Regions from separate parts of the Homo sapiens genome. Here region 2 is linked to region 1. Evidence: chromatin loops called from intact Hi-C (ENCODE). Cell type or tissue: HCT116. All regions are shown on one strand. Links, peaks and the distances in the headings refer to the core of each region. The heading gives the core; the rest is flanking DNA.

Evidence for each region. Hi-C counts contacts between places; a loop is a spot of excess contacts. Peaks named below come from ENCODE experiments on the same cell type or tissue, not always from the same donor. Only the 100,000 strongest peaks of a DNase experiment are listed, where the experiment ranks them.
Region 2: a loop joins it to region 1, with 4 times the contacts of the local background. A loop is called at or near these places in 6 of 110 quality-filtered maps.

What each region holds. Positions count from the first base shown.
Region 1 is chr11:76,676,058-76,685,527 of GRCh38, forward strand. It overlaps the pseudogene GUCY2EP. Among named protein-coding and RNA genes, the nearest start is that of LRRC32, 10 kb to the left of the region's middle. In HCT116, for the core only: a CTCF peak has its summit at 4,949 (motif pointing left); a DNase peak (open chromatin) is centred at 4,944.
Region 2 is chr11:76,325,001-76,334,470 of GRCh38, forward strand. No RefSeq gene overlaps it. Among named protein-coding and RNA genes, the nearest start is that of THAP12, 51 kb to the right of the region's middle. In HCT116, for the core only: no CTCF peak of the experiment used is centred there; a DNase peak (open chromatin) is centred at 4,311.

The sequences.
Region 1 (9,470 bases), core at 2,681-7,680:
CTGAGAAGGGCAGAACGGAGGAAGAGAAGCAACCTGGGTTTAGGAGAGAGACCCACCCGCATTCCCATCCTCGCTGCGCCACTCACTGCTGTGTAACTTTGGGCTGGTGGCCTCACCTCTGAACCCAGTAGAGTGAGGGCAGCCATGGACAATGGACCACTAGGGCAGTTTGAAGGGTGAGTGCGTTTGTATTAAGCTGTTCCTCACCAGTCAATGGCACAGCTTGCGGTGCTCCCTGCCCCGGTCAGCATTTGAGGGTTTTGGCAGCAGCTATGGTCTTTGTGCTGGTTTGTTTCAGGGAGAGAGAAGTGGTTTTCAAGCTTTCCCTGGCTGTGGTCAGGGGATGTAGGGAGGAAACCTGCCTAGAATGTAGCTGTGGCTGCCCCTCAGGGACAGTATGGGTAGGCAGCATGAGGGTACAGCGTTCCTCAGGGGGGCAGGTGGAAGCCCTCAAGGGGCAAGTGAGGGGGCGAAGGCCTGGGCACACCCAGTTGTCACTGGGACAGGGTCTTCTTAGGCACAGGTCACAGAGCCCCCATCTTGTCCTAGTCATGTTGCCAGCTTCCTCATGACCATAGGATCTTCCTAGAGTCCTTCAAGTATTATCCATTGAGGGGAAGCTGAGGCTCTACAGGGGCAAGGAGGAGGCAAGAGGGGGCTGCCCTCTCTGCTACATTGGATTTTCACCCCCTTCCCCTATGACATTTTTCCACCTGCTGATGAGAGCCACATGCACTCGCCCCACAGACATAGTGCACCTGCAACAACAGCCCAGCCACAGCCACACACACATCCTTCATATGCACCCTCAGAGGCAACATGAGATGCACAGGGCCACGACTCACGAAAGCAACAAGCATGCATCGACCTCATACACGAATTTCACGTAGGCACACACACGATTCACAAACATTCAGACATTTCAGAGACGCCCTCAAAAGTCACACAGTCACCACACATGGTTACATACATCCTGCACAAATCCAACTCTCAATTAAACACATGTGCAAAACACAACACAAACATGTACATTGAGCATACACCGTGTACACACACTATATCCATACATCCTACACGAACACCACACTCACAAACATACCAGACACATTGCACACAAACACAGCTCACATCCAGTATGTACAATAAAGACTTAAAATACCAAGGCTCCCCAAACCCAGTGCACACACAGCAGAGAGCACAGATAAGCCTCTCGTCTGTGTGCATGGACGTGCACACACGCACACACGTGAGCATGCCTGTACACACAGGCACAGGTGCACATGGTCATGGGAACTAGGCTGTCATCTCGCGTGGCTTGTGACTCTGATTTTTCTCAGAAGCAGACCACACATAAGTCAAGTGGCTTCCACTAGGGCTGGTTTCCTGAAGTGAAAAAGGAAAGGAGGGGAAAGGACATAGTTTGGGCTAAATTAGTCAGACAGACTCCTTTGGCCTCCCAGGAATCTCATAATTAATCCAGCTGGGATGCTGTGAGCTTCAGGCCCTGGGAGCTGGGCTGGGGCTTCAGAATGCAGAGTACTGCATCCTGTCTCCTGAGGGATGGATGCCAGGCCTTGTCCCCAAGCCAATCCCTCTGAAGGTCTGGAAGCTTAAAAAGGGGTTATGTGGCCTCAGGGCTGCCACTCCCTGACCTCTTCTAGGCTGTGTGACTTCAGCCTGCTTGCTGGTTTTTCTCTCCTGTGGTGCTGGGGTCAGGAGACCCGGATTTGAGGCCTGAACCTGACTCCCAAAACCAAACTTGCCTCTGCTGGCATCAGTGACCACCTGGCCTCCTGGTGGATGGGCTGTGCTTCCTGCTGGCAGAGGCAGCACCTGCCTCCTGGGGAACATTCTGGGCAAGCCCTCTTGTACACGCCCCTGTTTCACAAGCCCCTTCTGGGTCTTCCAGGTTCCCTTCAGCTGTGGCCCCCTCCTCTCATCTCCTCCTAGCCAGACCCACAAGGGAGCTACCTGCAAGAAAGCCACTCTTGCTGCCTCCATTGCCTCCACTCTCCACCTGTCTCCAGCCCCTCATTCCAGCAAGCACATCCATGGCAGAACTGCTGTGGCCGGACCGAGGGACAGTGTCCACGTCCCTTGGCTATGTTCTTCACAGCTTCCCCTCCTCCTTTAATGGCCTTCTTCCCGTGGCACCTTGGAACACCCCCTCCTGGCCCTCCTCTCTCCTCTCTTGCATCTCCTTCAGGATCCTGCTGCGGGCCCTTCTCTTCCTCCTCCACCTGATTTCTAAAGGTGGAAGCTCCCGGCTCTCACTCCCTCTTCGGCCTGGCGTTTTCTCCCCTGGCCCTTTCCCCAGGGCTGCTTCCTGGCCCAGGATCTCTTTTCCCGCTCATCCACTCAGGCCCCACATGGCAGCAAGATGGAGTCTCTCCAAAACACAGGTTTGACCAGGTCACCCTCCTGCTTAAAAGCCTTTGATGGCCCAGGGCGTCTGAGTCCACGTCACACTTCCCGTTTTCCTGTCTCTTTCACCACACATTGGGGCCAGGTTCTATATCACGAACCCACATACATCCTCCACCATCTCCTCTCCCCTTTCTTGCTCTCCCTAGCTGTGCCCAGTTAGCTCTATCAAAGTCCCTCTCCCTCTCTCTTTCTCCTGCCTCTCCCTCCCCCTCTCTCTCTTCCTTCCCATCTATCTCTCCCTCTTTCACCTGATTTAGAGTTACCAGAGGTGAGGGCTGCAGAAACTACCTTGTGGGGTTTCCATGCCATTAAAAGGAAAAAAAAAGCCGAGCCTCCAGTTCAAAAAGCTCTTCATTTCCCTGCTACATAAGTCCAAGAGGCCAAGTGAGAGGGCATGGTGGCTGTGGGAAGAAACAGCCCTCCAGTGGGCTTCCCCAGGCGGGTGGCCAGAGTTCATTAGTTTCTCCGCCTTTTCATTCTTCCGTGTCCCACCTACCCTGCAAGTTCTGACCTTGACCTGGGCCCATAGCACACTCTGGCATCTGCCCCCTCAACTCTTCCATCCACATCCAGAGACCTGGCTGCTGGCCTTGGCTTCACCTGGCCTCACCTGCCCCGTCCTCTGCACCCTACTCCAGCTCCATTCGCTGGGCCCTACCTTGCAGCTGGTGACCTTGTCTGAGTCACCTTTTTCCATATAGTATTTGGCTGGGGCCCATAAGGCCACCAGGGTGGTGCAGGTGGTGGGGGCTTTGGAGTTGAGGTCCAGTTCTGCCACTGGCTTGCTGGGTGACCTTGGACTGAGTCTCAGTAGCTGCATCGAAAATAGAGAATAATCTTTGCCTTGCATGATGGAAGTGAGAGGTACATTGCAGATATTCCATCCACATTAGTTCCTTCTTTCTAGTGAAATAAAGACCCTCCCATGGGCTGCCCACAGGGGAAGCCTTGGAGTCAGTGCCTGGGGAGACCTGAGCCACCCCTTTAAAGGGTTCCTGGACCTTGGACCAGTCTTGTAGTTGTTCTTTGGGTAACCACCAATGAATAAGGAAGCTGAGGCTGGGTGCTGGTGGGCTGGGGACAACACGGAGATTTGGGGATGAGGGGTGATGGGAAAAGGATGGAGAAAGGTGAAGCAGCTGCCAGGGAAGGGACTCCGGGAAGGAGAACTGAGGCTTTAAAAAGTTCATGAAGTTTGGCTGCGTGGTGAGCCATGATGCGTTGTCTTCTCTGGCTCCCAGGAATTCTTCACCAACTCTCCATTTCTCATAGTTGCACTGGGGAGTTGGATGTGGTTTTAGTTTCTGTCAAAGTGAAGAGTGTGGGCTCAAGGTGAACACATGGGAAGAACAGAGACTGCCCTCATGGCCAGCTCCCACCAGCCCATGTCTGTAATAACAATTCTGAAAATATGCTGAGACGATATTGTGATGTTCCTCAAGCTGGAAGGATTTTGTACCCGGACACAATAGTGATGGGGAAGGTTATCTCCAGGCCACTGGCTCCAGGCCTTAATGGGTAAATATAACTACTAAAAGGAATACTTTTTAGAATAAAAACTCTCTAGGTTGAAACTGGGGGTCAGAGGGATTTGGAAGGACAAGACGGGCCAGGGCATAGGGATAGAAAGGGGCTGGGCAGCCAGGGGAGAGAGCTGGCAGGGCCAGCTGGCAGGAGCTCCTCAGCAAAGGCCCTTGGTCATCAGTAGTGCACACTTGCTAAGTCGAAAAGTGACGTCGCAAGGTCTGCGTTGCAGGTAGATTAGGGGTGGGAATAGAGGCAAGAGAGCAGCATGAAGCCTGGTGCCCTTGTTGTGGACCGAAGTCGGAGACCATCGTGGCAGGCCGCACAGGACTTGATGACTGATTGTGGAGGTGGTGGAGAGCTGTCATGAGAAGGACAGGGAAGAGAGGGCCATCACCCATTTCTGCACCAGGAGACCAGGCAGAGCAGTCAGGGTAATTTGTGGCTCACGGGGAAATGTCCACAGATCAGAGATGCTTCTCCTGTCTGTAGATGGGGCAGTCACAACTGCCTCCCAGGAGAGAGTGTGATAGGCCACAGGAGCCAGCATCCAGGCAAGAATGGTATACGATGATCGCCTATGCGTTATGTCATAGAAAATGTTAGTGTCTGGAGGCTGGACACATCCTGGACACACGCCAACTTGGGCCAGGCCTTTCCGGTGGGGACAGGACCCTGAGATCTGCTGTTTCACGATGCACAGGGGCCAGGTTCCATATCCTGGAGCCCACACTCTGCACTTGACAGAGCCAAAAACCACATCCAGCTCCCCAGTGCGCCAGTGAGAAATGGAGAGTTGTTGAAGAACTCTCTTTGTGCTTCAGTCATTCAGGGAAGTTTCCCACGTGGGACTCCTCCGTGGGGTGCCCCATCACTCCATGTATCCCCCTCCTCCCTCTCCCTGCTGGGCAGCGGAGCCCCGGGAGCCTGCGGGCTGGGGAGGGGCCCACGAGTCTCCTGGGTTGCCAGAGGGGCTCCTGGTTCACTCTGGAACAACTTGCCTGCCCCCTAGTGGATTGCTCAAAGAGTCTCTCAGGCCGCGGAAACCTGCGCTGGTCCTGATGGAGAGACTGGGGCCTCCAGCAAGAGGGACTTGTGCAGGGAAGGCCAGGTCAGAGCCTACATGGGAGGTGGCATGGCCAGCCCTTGAGAAGGAGCCGGGCTTGGGTGTCCCACAGCCCCGGGGAACGCAGCAGCCCATTTGGTTTGTCAGTCTCCTCTCAGAGCCTCGTGTCCTCACCACTCAATGAAGATGCAGGGTCCTGAGACGGTGCACACAGCAGGTGCTCAGTACATGTGTGGCCTTTCCCTCCTTCTCTGTGTCACTTCACCTCCCATTCTATGAGAGTGTAGACTCCACTCTGTCTTTTGAGCAAATCTTGATTGTCATGCACGTGGATTTCCTTAAAGGGAGGCTCACCTGCCACCACAGTAGCCTCCTTCACCTCCCCTGATCTGTCATATTTCTTCCCCACTGAACTTTACTGGCCAGACCCTGGGGTCACACAAACAGGGTTCAGATCCACCTTTGCCCTCCAGAAGCCCCCTTCTGCAGGGAGAGGCTGACACAAGACCATACCTAGAGTGTAGTCAGTGATGGACAGGGTGGCCCAGGGCTGAGGGGCCAGAGGAGGTCCCCCTCCCACAGCACGTTGGGATGAAAGGGAGTGTGTCAGGGAAGGATTCCTGGAGGCAGTGGCAGAGGAACAGAGATTTGGAGAGGAAGGAGTTAGCCAGAAGGAGTGGGAAACAGGGAGCTGGGAAAGAGCCTCCAGGCCGGTGCAGGGGTTGGAGGTGAGGGCATCCACTGCAGCATAAGGGCAGTGGTGAGCAGAGGCAGGGCTGCGAGGGGAGCCATGAGCTGACATGCTGCCTGTGCCTGGTGTGCCGGGATCCCAGCTAAGCATCAGATCAACCAAGCTCAGATGCAGAGAACAGCAGAGGAGAAACCAAAAGGCGACCTCAGGAGCTGGCATTGCGGGAGGGGAGATTATTTATTCGATGCCTTTGGGCTAGTTAGTTCCTTAATTTGTTCATTCATCAATTCAGCTTTCTCGTACATGCCTCTTCCTGGGCATTGGACTAAAGGAAGGAACTAGATAAGGTCCCTCCTGTCAAGTGAGGATCAGGCATGGCAGCTACTAATTCCATACCGAGGAGGACTGGGAAAGGGTTTCAGGAGAAGGTGGCATTTTAGGTGGACTTTGAAGGATGTAGAGGCATTCACCAGGTGTTGAAAAAGGGACAAGTCATCTAGGTAGAGAAAATAACAAGAGCAAAGATGCCGCATCATGAGGGGTTTGCAGAAGTGTAAGGAGTGTGTCATAGCCAAACAGTTGGTTGTGTAGGGGGCAGATGAGGTGGGGCCAGCATGTGTAGGGCCTTGAATGCCAGGCTAAAGTATTTGGGCTTTTCTAAGGAGTCCATCTCAAAGTGTGCCCACCTGCAGAACCAGGGACCAAGCAATTCCAGATCACCCAGCCCTGCAAGGACCTTCTGGAAGCCCATAGCTCCATCTGCCATAGTGAGAACCCAACCTCTAGAAATGCCAGAATGTCCCCTTGCTGGGAATGTACTCCAAGGGACAGGTGAATGGTCACAGGCTGCTGGGGGGAAGGCAGGGGGCCTTCATTGGCACCAGCTGGCATTGACTCATCATGAAAGCCATGACTTGGGGCTCCATCTCTGGGGTCCCATCTGAGCATGTGCATGGAAGCCCATGCGAATGCCGTGCTGGCTCCTCCTGAGGGCTTCCTCAGACTCACCTGGAAGGTGCTGTCCTCACCCCTGTTCTGCAGAAGAGGAAGTTGTGTGCTCACTGAGGCTGCCTCCCCTGGGAACCCTCCAGGGACCATTGCTGTTTTTCTGGGCTTTTGTAGCCCTGCATCACCACCTCAGATCAGGAGACAGATGGGCTGACACATACAAGGCACTTCATCCTCCAAGCCTCCAGTTCCTCATCTGTAAAGTGAGCAAATAACTCTCATTTTAGAGAGTGGGCATGGTTGAGACAATATGCATGAAGCTCCTGGCACACACCTGGCCCACAGCAGGTAGCAGGTAAGTGGGGAAATAAATGAGACATAAAGCCTCCCAGGAGGAAACGGCCAGCCCCGGACTGGGGCATGATGCAGGATCCAGGTGGGCATGGGCCTTCTTCCTTTGTCCCTAGCTGATGGAGGAAGGTTAGAGAGAGGTGAGAACCCTGGTGTGTGTTGTGGGGGGGAAATATGGTTTGGCTGTGTCCCCACCCAAATCTCATCTCGAATTGTAATCTGAATGACGTGTCAAGGGAGGGATCTGGTGGGAGGTGATTGGATCATGGGGGTGGTTTCCCCAGGCTGGTCTCATGGTAGTGAGTGAGTTCTCATGAGATCTGGTTGTTTTGTAAGTGTCGGGCGCTTCCCCCTTCTCTCTCTCTCTCTCTCTCTCTCTCTCAACACCATATAAGAGTTGCCTTGCTTCCCTTTGCCTTCTGCCATGATTGTAAGTTTCCTGAGGCCTCCGCAACCATGCAGAACTGTGAATCAATTAAACCTCTTTTGTTTATGAATTACCCAGTCTCAGGTAGTATCTTTATAGCAGTGTGAAAACAGACCAATGTAGGGAGTCTAGTTACATGCAGTATGTCAGCTCTGGAGCCAGAGTTTCCTCCTAGAGTCCTTAGGAGCCTCTAAGAACAGAGCTGACTCAGCCCTTCTCAGCAAGGGCAGTTGAGGGAGTGAGCAGAGGGGCAAGAGCTGCTCCCACCATACAGCCTTCCAGAGGGCCCAAGAGCATGAAGACCCATGGCTGAATCTAGACACACCCTGACAAACAGCACACATGCACACAACAGGTACTTGGACACACATCACACATATGGATACACATGGTATGCACACAGATACATGTGTCACTGCCCCAGATTTTGGGACAGGAAGGGATGTACCACTGCCCCAGATTTTGGTGCTCAGACACGCTCAGACACATAACATACACAGTAAAGCCACATACATGTAGACACACCAAGGCCATAAATGCATGTACACAGAAACACACGGACACATAAATGCACATATACACAGACAACATGCACAGATGCCCACAGATGAGCACATACATGCAGACACAGACACAATGACAACCCACACATGTCCACAGGCATAGGCACAGGCTCACTGTCACTTGCCTGCAAAGGTCCCTTTCAGCTCTGGTGTCCACTTAAATATACAAGGTCACACAGATCTGTTCACCCACCCCACCCCCCAAGTCACATCTGCACCACACTTCTTAGCTGAGCGTGTGTTCACACGCACTGCCTCCTTGATCTAACAGCAGCCTCATAAGGCAGTTAGGGCAGGGGCCTGGACCCTCCTGTGCAGCGAGGAACAGAAGGCCTAGAGGCGCCAACAGACCAGCCTGGGCCACTTGGCTCCTGGCGGGTGTCTTAGTCAGCTTGGGCTGCTGTAACTGAATAACACAGATTGGAGGGCTTCAACAATAGATATTTGCTTCTCACCGTTTTGGAGCTTGGAAGTCCCAGATCAAGGTGCCGTCAGGGCCTGGCACTGGTGAGGCCTCTCTTACAGGTTCGCAGATGGCCCCTTGTTGCTGTGCTCTCCCTTGGTGGAAAGAGCTAGCTCACTGGCCTCTTCTCACAAGGGCACTAATCCCATTTGTGAGGGCTCCAGCCTTATAATCTGATCACCTCTCAAAGGTCCCACCTCCTAAGCCATCACATTGGGACTGGGGTTTCGACATAGGAATGTGGGCGGAGAACACAGGCCTTCAGTCCACAGTAGGAAAGGGGAGTCCTGGTTGAGCTCCAGTCTCCTCCTGCCCAGCTGTGGTGCCAGGGCACAAACCCATGCATATGCTCATGGATGCTCACGGCAGACACACAGCTATGCACCCAGAGGGGCTTCAGGAGTCACCTAGACCATGTACTCATTTTACAGATGAAGAAACTAGAGCCCTGAGAGAAAATCCATAGCCCTAAAGGGGGCCACCCAGAGGGCCTGTGGAGAAACCAGGGCCACATCTCTGTCCCTTTCCCCCACCCCACCCCACAGCTGTCCCACACACACAGACACAATCACACACAAGCCATGGGCACATTCCACAGATACACGCGTGCAGATCCTCCCTGTTCAACACTCCTGCAGGCTCGCAGGGTCAGATGTGGTGTTTCCACAGTCCTCTCATTTAACTCTCATGATGATATGGGATGTAAGAGTAACTGGCTCCGTTTTGCATTTCAGGAAACTGAGGCATAGAAAGGTTAGGCCCAAAGTTGCACAAGTAGGGACAGGCAGTGGCATCTCCCAAAGCCAATTCTACAATCACCATCACATCCTTACATACCTCTTGTCTCTTACACACACACGCACACACACACACACACACACACAGGGGCACCCTGGCGTCTGTGGGCACAGCAGCCCTCAGGCAGAACATTTTCCCAACAACCACCACTTCAAAGTTTTCGTACCAGCTCCCCGCTCCTAAGGGGTCTTTTGAGGAAAGGATAAGTTTGT
Region 2 (9,470 bases), core at 1,445-6,444, 350 kb before region 1:
TGGCAACTTTGCAAAAAGCTGAAAACTTAAAACTATAATTAACATCCTAAGAAATAAGATATTGCTGCAAAATGGGGAAATGTCTCCAAAATTCTGAAGAAAGTTATATTTCCATCCCAGAAAGTTATATTTCCACCCAGCCAACTGATGATCAAGGGTGAAGAGAGAATACATTTCTAGTCATGTGAATTATCTTTGCATGTTTCCTGAGGAAGCTTCTGGAGGATGTGCTTCAACAGAAGTGAGGGAGTTAACCAAGAAAGAGGAAAACATGGCATCCAAGGAAAAGAAAATGTAACAAAGGATAGGGGCAAAGGAATCCCCAGGCCATTCTATTCTATTGTGCAATAGAAGACAATTCATCCTAATGGGACATGGTGGAAGACTCTGGGAGGGACTTCTTCAGGAAGATGAAATCAGTAGACTAGCCAATGCATTTAAACATATTGAAAGGAGATATGCATAACCACAATTGTTATGCAGGGAAGGAAAAATAATTATAGAATACTACACGGCCCAGTTGTCAATAGCATTTACGTAGCCTAATAATGAAAACATGAATACTGTTCCAATCAAACTTGTGATACTAGGTGGAAGTAGGGAGACACAAAATGTACATGTGAGTGTGGAGAAAGTAAGGGGAAAGAGAGAGAGAAAGAGAAAGAAACTGAAAAATCAAGAAGTAGTAGTATAAGCAAATAATTTAGAGTCAAAAGCAGTGACACAGAGAGACTGCTCAATAAAATATTTGCTGAATGCATGAATGGTCAACACCTAGTGAGGGCCAGGCACATATTTATTGAGCATAATAGTACTTAAGACTTACTGAACAGAAAGGGTCTTCTTCCTTAGAATCACCTTGGTCTGTGTTTGGGTACAAAGCAAGTCCTTGACAAATGTGCATTGCCTTGGTTGAGCGGATGTGGCCTCCTGGATTCCCAGCCTGTTGTGTGATTTTGAACAACTTTCATAGCCTTTCACAAAGGTGCCAGGGTTTCTCCATTATCAATAGGGAAAAAAACGGTCAGAGGATGCTTCCTGGGTCTCAGAGCTGTGACTTGAGAATTGAGTGGGGGAGAGGGGATGGCAATGGTGATGCACAACATGCACCTGAGGATTCCTAGGTGTCCGGAAGACCTGCCCCTGGGGTGGGTGGGTGGAAGGGAAAAGTAATGGCTGATGAAAAGAGGCTGCGAGAGAGGCCTGAATGGGAGGAATGATTCATCCTCCAGCATCTCCCATCCAAAGCCACTCCTCCTCACTGCCCCTTGGCTCTGGCATCAAGCAGCCAACTCTGCTGAATCTGGAGGGGATGTTTTGGCCGGATTCTTCCTATCTCTTGAGATGGGGTGAAGTGGGCCCCTGGCCCACGTCTGCTTCCCTCTGGTTGGTGTGTCACAGAAGATAATGGCTCCAAGGGCTCCAGCAGCACTGCGTGGAACATTATTAGATCGGCTAGCCCAGAACATCTCCAAATTCTAGATTTTACCAACTGGTAAAATTTAAATGAAGAGGAGGTGACCAGCGTAAAGTTACCAGCTTTTTTAGTTTGCTAAAAAAACCAAAACAAACAAACAAAACAAAACAAACAAACAAAAAACATTAGAAAAAGAACTATCATGATGTTCTGTGGTTCCATGGTGTGTTCACTTAGTGGTAAGGCATCAAGCTGTACATTTAGGAGTCTGATTATTCTGAATACATATTAGACTTTGTGAAAAGTTTACTCGAAAAATATCATGTACTAGGCTGGGCGTGGTGGCTTACCCCTGTAATCCCAGCACTTTGGGAGGCCAAGGTGGGCAGATCAGCCAGAAGTTCAAGGTCAGGAGTTTGAGACCAGCCTGGCCATCTTTACTAAAACTACAAAAATTAGCCAGGCATGATGGTAGGTGCCTGTAATCCCAGCTACTCAGGAGGCTGAGGCCAGAGAATTGCTTGAGCCCAGGAGGCAGAAGTTGCAGTGAGCCGAGATCGCACCACTGCACTCCAGCCTGGGAGACAGAGCAAGACTCCATCCTCCATCTCAAAAAATTTTAAAAAAAGAAAAAAAGAAAAACTGTCGTGTACTATTGCACCACTACTTCATCTAAAATAAATTTTTGATGCCCAAAATGGGAAAAGCGTAATCTCAATAGAGTCCAGTTTGTCCTTATGAAAAGGCAGTGAACAGTGAATGGTAGGTGAAATTACAATAGTATGCTTTACATGTGTGATAGTAACATTCTAGGGGAGAAAGCCAAAAGTGTCATTTCACAATATCACTCACACATTGGTTTTTGTCAATTGAGGGATTCAGATGTGAAGTGGAATCCTATATCTAGCTTGTTCTTAAGCTTTATCATAGTTGTTGAGAAAAATCCAGTTTCACTCGGTTATCTTAAGGGAAGTGGAAGCCACACCCAGTGTAGTTCCACTGAATTTCTAATGTTCTCTGACTTCTGAGAGAGGCTGAGAACAAAGACAGCAGCTGCCAGCCCCTGCTCTCCCTACCACTGGAAAGGCCAGAGGCCAGGTGAGGGGGACTCACAGCCATTGGGCACCCTGATCACCAGGCACAGAATAGTCAGATCTTTATTTGAAAGGGATGCTATAGACCAAGACGACCCTGGCCAGTCCATCTGTAAGCACTTAGGGACCTTCTGTCAGTCTCCCTTTTATGAGAACTGAGGTCCGGAGTGAGGAGGTGATACATTCAAAGACACACAGCAAGTTAGTGAAGAGCTGGAGCTAGAACCTGGCCTGCCAGCCCTGTGTTCTCCCCATGCACCCTGGCTCAGGAGCTCCTGGTGGCCACCCTCCTTGACCTTGAAAACTGCTCACTGCCATGTTGGAGGTAAACTCTTCAGAGCTCCGGCTCTGGTGGCCAGAGCTGGGCTGGTGCTGGGCTGCAGGGAATCGAGTTACCTAGTTGGAGAGGATCCCTCAGGAGCCAGCCTCTCTCCAGTTGGCAAGAGGACAACTTGGCGAGGCTGGGCTCATAGAAGATGCCAGAGCTGCTACAATGGAGGGCTTCAACCATCCAACACCTCCTTCAGGGCTGCTGTCACCAAACCCAAGCTGACACCCTGGCTCTGGGCAGAGGCTGGCGGGTGTGGGTGGAGGAGGGAAGGTTGTTAGGAAGGCTCTGCCAGGCGGAGGGAGGGGGTTGGCTTCTGCAAAATGGGCCTCTTTCCCGCCTGGTGGGCTTTGCTCACTCTTGCCTCCTCGCTGCTTCTCTCTCCTCATGGACACGCCCAGTTTCCTCCGATTGCACAAAGCCTCTTTGATGAATGATGCCACAAAGAGGCTGCTTCAGGGGACCCAGGGTTTGGCCCACTCTTTGGGCCTTCCCACCCAATCTGTGAAATGGCCAATTGTGAGTATATGAATATACTCAGCTCTGACAGGGAACCTTTCAGAGGAGCACCATGGTTAAGGAGCTCCCAAATGAGGGCATGGGCCCATAGCAGCCCAGGTGGCCCCATTCCTACCCTGAGTGGAGGGGTAGGGACCCTTAATTTCTGTAACACAAGTCAGAGACACTCAAAGCAGGAAGAAGTCTGGTCAACCATATGTTTCAGGTGCCTTGAAAGTCTCAATATTTGTTGAATGGGCGAATGAATAAAGTTCAGCTTAAGACTTTTTTTTTTTTTTGAGACAGAGTCTCACTCTGTCACCCAGACTGGAGTGCAGTGGCGCGATCTCGGCTCGCTGCAACCTCCACCTCCTGGGTTTAAGCGATTCTCCTGCCTCAACCTCCAGAGTAGCTGGGACTATAGGCACACGCCACCATGCCCTGCTAATTTTTGTATTTTTGGTAGAGACGGGGGTTTCACCATGTTGGCCAGGCTGGTCTCGAACTCCTGACCTCAGGTGATCCACCTGCCTCAGCCTCCCAAAGTGCTGGGATTACAGGTGTGAGCCACCATGCCTGGCCAAGACTATTTTAAAGAAAGATGCCACTGCTGAACAGTAAAATCAAAGACCTCATTTAACAGCCCTCATCTGACAGAAGAGAAACATGCCCGGTGAAGGGCCCTTCTTGCTGACATTTCCAAGTAACACAAGGGACCAGGCAGGCGTCCCAAGCCCAGGTGTCTGATGGCTGCTCTTCTGCTGAGTGAGAGTCCCCCAGGACCCCGCTCCAGGGCCTGGGCTCACTACTCCATAAGCAGCCCCACTGCTTGCCGGCAGATCTGCAGCTTCCGCAGACACTTCCAGCTTTCAGTTCCTTGAACATTCCTGTCATTCCTTGGGCAAACCCACTCTACTCCACATTTCTTTGAACTTCCCCGACTTCCCTGACCCTCTGCGACTAGCTGTGTGACCCTGGGCAAGTTGCTCAACTTCTGCAAGCTTGAGCCTCCACATCATGAAAGCGAGAGAAGCATTACTGACCCCGAAGGGCTGCTGTGAGGCCCACAGCTCCAGCTGAGAAAGTGCATGATAAAGTCAACATGATGGGACCTTCACTCTGTGCCAGACATGTGCAAGACAGGGTTATGTCCTGCACAAAGCAGTGTAGGGGTTAAGCACAGATTAGATTCACAGGTGGGGCCAACCTGAGTTAGAATTCTAGCCCTACCACTGACTCACTGTGTAAACCTGGGCGAGTCCCCTTAGCCTTTCTAGGACTCTCTTTTCTTGTCTGTAAAATGGAGACAATAATACCTACTGTTGCTTAAAGGATGAAAAGGGAACCCCATAAACGAAGTGCCCTGCCCAATGCCCAGCATACAGCAGGTGCTCAGTGAAGGGCCACCTCCACGCACCTCCTTCTCCATGAAGTCCCCAGCAGGCTGGTCCTGCAGGTCCCCCAGTGATCTAGAGTCCCAAGTGTGAGCACTGGCCCCTGCTGCTTTGTAAGTCCTCTGCCCAAAGCTGTGGAGTCCTACTTGGGTCTAACTGGGAACACCAAAGTAAAGAGGAATGAGGGGGCCCCAGGATGGAGAGTTTGGAGTGGGGCTGCTGTGTAGGATGGCAGCCAGCAGGCCTGGCCCTGAACCCCAGGGCCACCACCTTTTTAAATCAGATCCTTCCCTCCAAGCAAGCAAACAATCTGGCTCTGGCGGAGGCCCTGGTCAAGCACAGCAGAACCTTTGTGAGCTCTTGACTCTCCCCCTGCCTCCCCACTTCATCCTTGTCATCGCCTGCAGGGAGCTCTGGGGGTGGTGCTTTGGGCAGGGGAGCAGCTGGTAGGCTGCTGGCTTAGCCTGATGTTAAAGGCCTGAGGGGCTGGTCTCACCCTCTAGCCACATCTCCCTCCAGCCCCCTCCTCCCCTCCCAGGCTGCCGCTTGGTCTTTGCAGGCATAGTTGTCTCTCCCTTTGATACTCTGGAGAGGTAGAACTGAAGTGGAGGCTAGGGCTGTGGAAGGGCAGGGAGAGGTCTTCGTTGCAAGAGAGGCCAGACTTGTCCTCACGCCCTTTGCTGTTCCTGGTGCGGAGCAATGCTTCACCTCCGCCCTGGCCAATTCTAAACCCTCAGACCCTAGTTTAAGTCTGTTGGCAGGGTAGCTGCAGCCCTGAGAGGTACTTTGCTCCTCCATACAAAGAGGTGAAACTCTCTAGACCCTCACAGGGCAGCTTTCTGTGCACCTCAGAGACTTGACGAGACTCCTGGGACTCCTGTCCTTGCCTTTCATGTGTGGCCATACCAGGTGCTTCATCACCACTCAGTAGAGCTTAGGCTCCAAGAACCTGCACTCTGAAACCTCTGTCTCTCCAAGATCTAACCTTGTACGAGTTATTGCTCAGAATCCTCCCGCTGCAGCCCGGACCCCTGGGTAGTCCCTCTTCATTCTTCAGGTCCAGCTGGGGAGGTGTCCCTGTAACACCTGCGCTTAGTACTGCCCTGCTTACCCATCACTGCCATGATGGCAGAGCCTCCGCCCGCCTCACTCACCGCTGGACCCCAGTGCCTGGGACAGGGCTGGGAACAAGGTAGGGGATCCAGAAACAAGTATTGTCTGCCTGGCCAAGGTCCCCCATCCCCTTCACTGTCAGCACCTGGACCCACCTTCCCTTCACTGACAAGGTGAGCATTATTACATGAAAAAAAAAAAAAAAAAAAGTCAGTCAAGTAACAAATGGAGAAAACATTTGGATGCAAGACACAAAATGCTAATTCCCCCTTGTTTTTGTAAAGCAATAAGAAAAATACTTTTGCTCATATTTTTTGTTTTTTTTGGAGACAGGGTCTCACTCTGTTGCTCAGGCTGGAGTGCAGTGGCATGATCACAGTTCATTGCAGCTTCAACCTTCCAGGCTCAGGTGATCCTCCCACCTCAGCCTCCTGAGTAGCCAGGACTACAGGCACGCACCACCACACCTGGCTAATTTTTTTTTTTTTTTTTTTTTGAGACAGAGTCTGTCGCCCAGGCTGGAGTGCAGTGTTGCGATCTCGGCTCACTGCAAGCTCCGCCTCCTGGGTTCACACCATTCTCCTGCCTCAGCCTCCCAAGTAGCTGGGACTACAGGCTCCCGCCACCATGCCCCGCTAATTTTTTGTATTTTTAGCAGAGACGGGGTTTCACCGTGTTAGCCAGGATGGTCTCGATCTCCTGGCCTTGTGATCCACCCACCTCAGCCTCCCAAAGTGCTGAGATTACAGGTGTGAGCCACCGCACCCAGCCATGCCTGGCTAATTTTTAAACTTTTTGTAGAGATAGGATCTCGCTATGTTGCCCAGGCTTATCTCGAACTTCTGGGCTCAAGTGATCCACCCACCGTGGCCTCCCAAAGTGCTGGGTTTACAGGCGTGAGCCGCCACACCTGGCCCATATTCTTTATCAAATTGAAAAAAACATTTTACAGAAAAGAGGAAACACACACATGATATATATATATACACACACATATAAATATATGTATATAATTTTTTTTTTGAGACAGGGTCTCACTTTGTCACCCAGGCTGGAGTGCAGTGGAACAATCATGACTAATTGAAGCTTTGACTTTCCAGATTCAAGCAATCCTCCTGCCTCAGCCTCCCTAGTAGCTGGGACTACAGGCATGTGCTACCACACCGGGTAGTTATTTTATTTTATTTTATTTTATTTTTGAGATGGAGTTTCGCTCTTGTCACTCAGGCTAGAGTGCAGTGACACAATCTCGGCTCACTGAAACCTCCACCTCCTGGGTTCAAGCGATTCTCCTGCCTCAGCCTCCTGAGTTGCTGGGATTACAGGTGCCCGCCACTACATCTGGCTAATTTTTGTATTTTTAGTAGGGACGGAGTTTTGCCATGTTGGCCAGGCTGGTCTTGAACTCCTGACCTCAAGTGATCCTCCTGCCTCCGCCTCCCAGAATGCTGGGATTACAGGCGTGAGCCACCACACCCCGCCTGGGTAGTAGTTTTAGTAGAGATAGCAGTCTCACCATGTTACCCAGCTGGTCTTGAACTCCTGGGCTCAAATTATCCTCCTGTCTCAGCCTCCTAAATTGCTGGGATTACAAGTGTGAGCCACCACACATGGCCCAACACTTTTATGTGTTTAAAAAGATGCTTAGTTAACTTCACTTATAATAAAAGAAAAATTAACTAAAATCGGTGAAATGTGCTTTTTGAGCTATGTCTCTCAGATTGGCTTAGACCAAATGGGCTATTTATGAGAGATCTACTTACATGTTTGCAGTAATGGGGAAAGATATTTGTTGCAGCATTGTTTAAAGCAGAGGTCAGCAACCTTTTTCTGTAAAGGATAGACAGTAACTATTTTAGGCTTGAGGACTATACAGTCTCTTGAACTCCTGGGCTCAAGTGATCTACCTGCCTCAGCCTCCCAAAGTGCTGGAATTACAGGCGTTGAGCCACCATACCCAGACTATATGGTCTCATTGTAGCTAATCCACAATGCTGCTGCAGCTCAAACGCAGTCATAAACAAACGTAAACGGATGGGTATGCCTGTGTTCCAATAAAATCTTATTTACAAATGTTGAAACTTAAATTTTGTATACTTTTCATGTGTCACAAAATATTATTTTTTCAAAATCATTTACAGGCTGCTTGTGGTGGCTCATGCCTATAATCCCAGCACTTTGGGATGCTGAGGCAGGAGGATCACTTGAGGCCAGCAGTTTGAGACCAGCCTGGCCAACATGGTGGAACCCCGTCTATACCAAAAATACAAAACTTAACTGGGTTTGGTGGCACATGCCTGTAGTCCCAGCTACTCGGGAGGCTGAGGCATGATAATCACTTGAACCTGGGAAGTGGAGGTTGCAGTGAGCTGAGATTGTGCCACCGTATTCCAGCCTGGGCAACAGAGCCAAATTGTCTCAAACAAATAAACAAACAAACAAAAAAACCCATTTATAAACATAAAAAATTCATAGCTTAAGGTACATAAAAAACAAGAGCTGAGCTGGATCTGGTCAGGAATCCATAGATTGCCAACCCTGGTTTAGATTAACAGAAGACTAGAAACTATCTCAATGCCCCTCACTGGAAGAATGGCTAAATGCACTATGATATATCCTTAGGACCCCTGGATAGTTCCTCCTCATTCCTCAGGTCCAGCCAAAGGAGGTGTCCCCATGACACCATTGCTGAACACTGCCTTGCACCTAAGCCCTTAAAATACCTGCAGTAGAGATGTGTTTATCAGCTGCCTCCACCTGCATTTTGAAAAGAAAACACACCCATACATCCTTGTGTAGCCTGGAACTTGGGAGGATACAGAAGGGAGACAAATGACCACCTTTGGAGAAGGAAACTGGAGACTGAAGGAGCCAAGGGTGGGAGGAAAACGCTTCAAAGTGCACCCTAGTGCACTGTTTGGAATATATTAATACCATAAGCCCATGGTAGCTTTTTCAAAAAACAGTCAATCAGCTGGGCACGGTGGCTCACACCTGTAATCCCAGCACTTTGGGAAGCCGAGGCGGGCAGATCACCTGAGGTCAGGAGTTCAAGACCAGCCTGGCCAACATGGCCAAATCCCGTCTCTACTAAAAATACAAAAATTAGCCAGGTGTGGCGGCACGCTACTCGGGAGGCTGAGGCAGGGGAATTGGCTGAACCTGGGAGGTAAAGGTTGCAGTGAGCCGAGATCGTGCTACTGCACTCCAGCCTAGGCAACAGGGTAAGGCTCTGTCTCAAACAAACAACCAGTCAATTCCCCACTCCCTCAAATAAAGACGTTCCATGACACAAAAGGATTTTTGGTGAAATAAGTTTGGTACATGCAGGGTTAAGTGATGTTCAAGTGTCTTTGCTGCATAGGTTTGGGGTGGGGTGGCCTTTAACATGCTGCTGGGTCTGGTGAACCCATCTGAGGCCTGGTGCTCTCTACGCTTGCTGCTGGGACCATTTTTCCAGTCCATCTGATGTGGTTTGGCTCTGTGTCCCCACCCAAATCTCATGCTGAATTGTAATCCCCAGTGCTGGAGGAGGGGCCTAGTGGGAGGTGATTGAATCACGGGGGTGGTGGTTGTGAACAAAATGCTGATAGTGATATGGACAATGAAGTCCAGGCTAAAGAGGT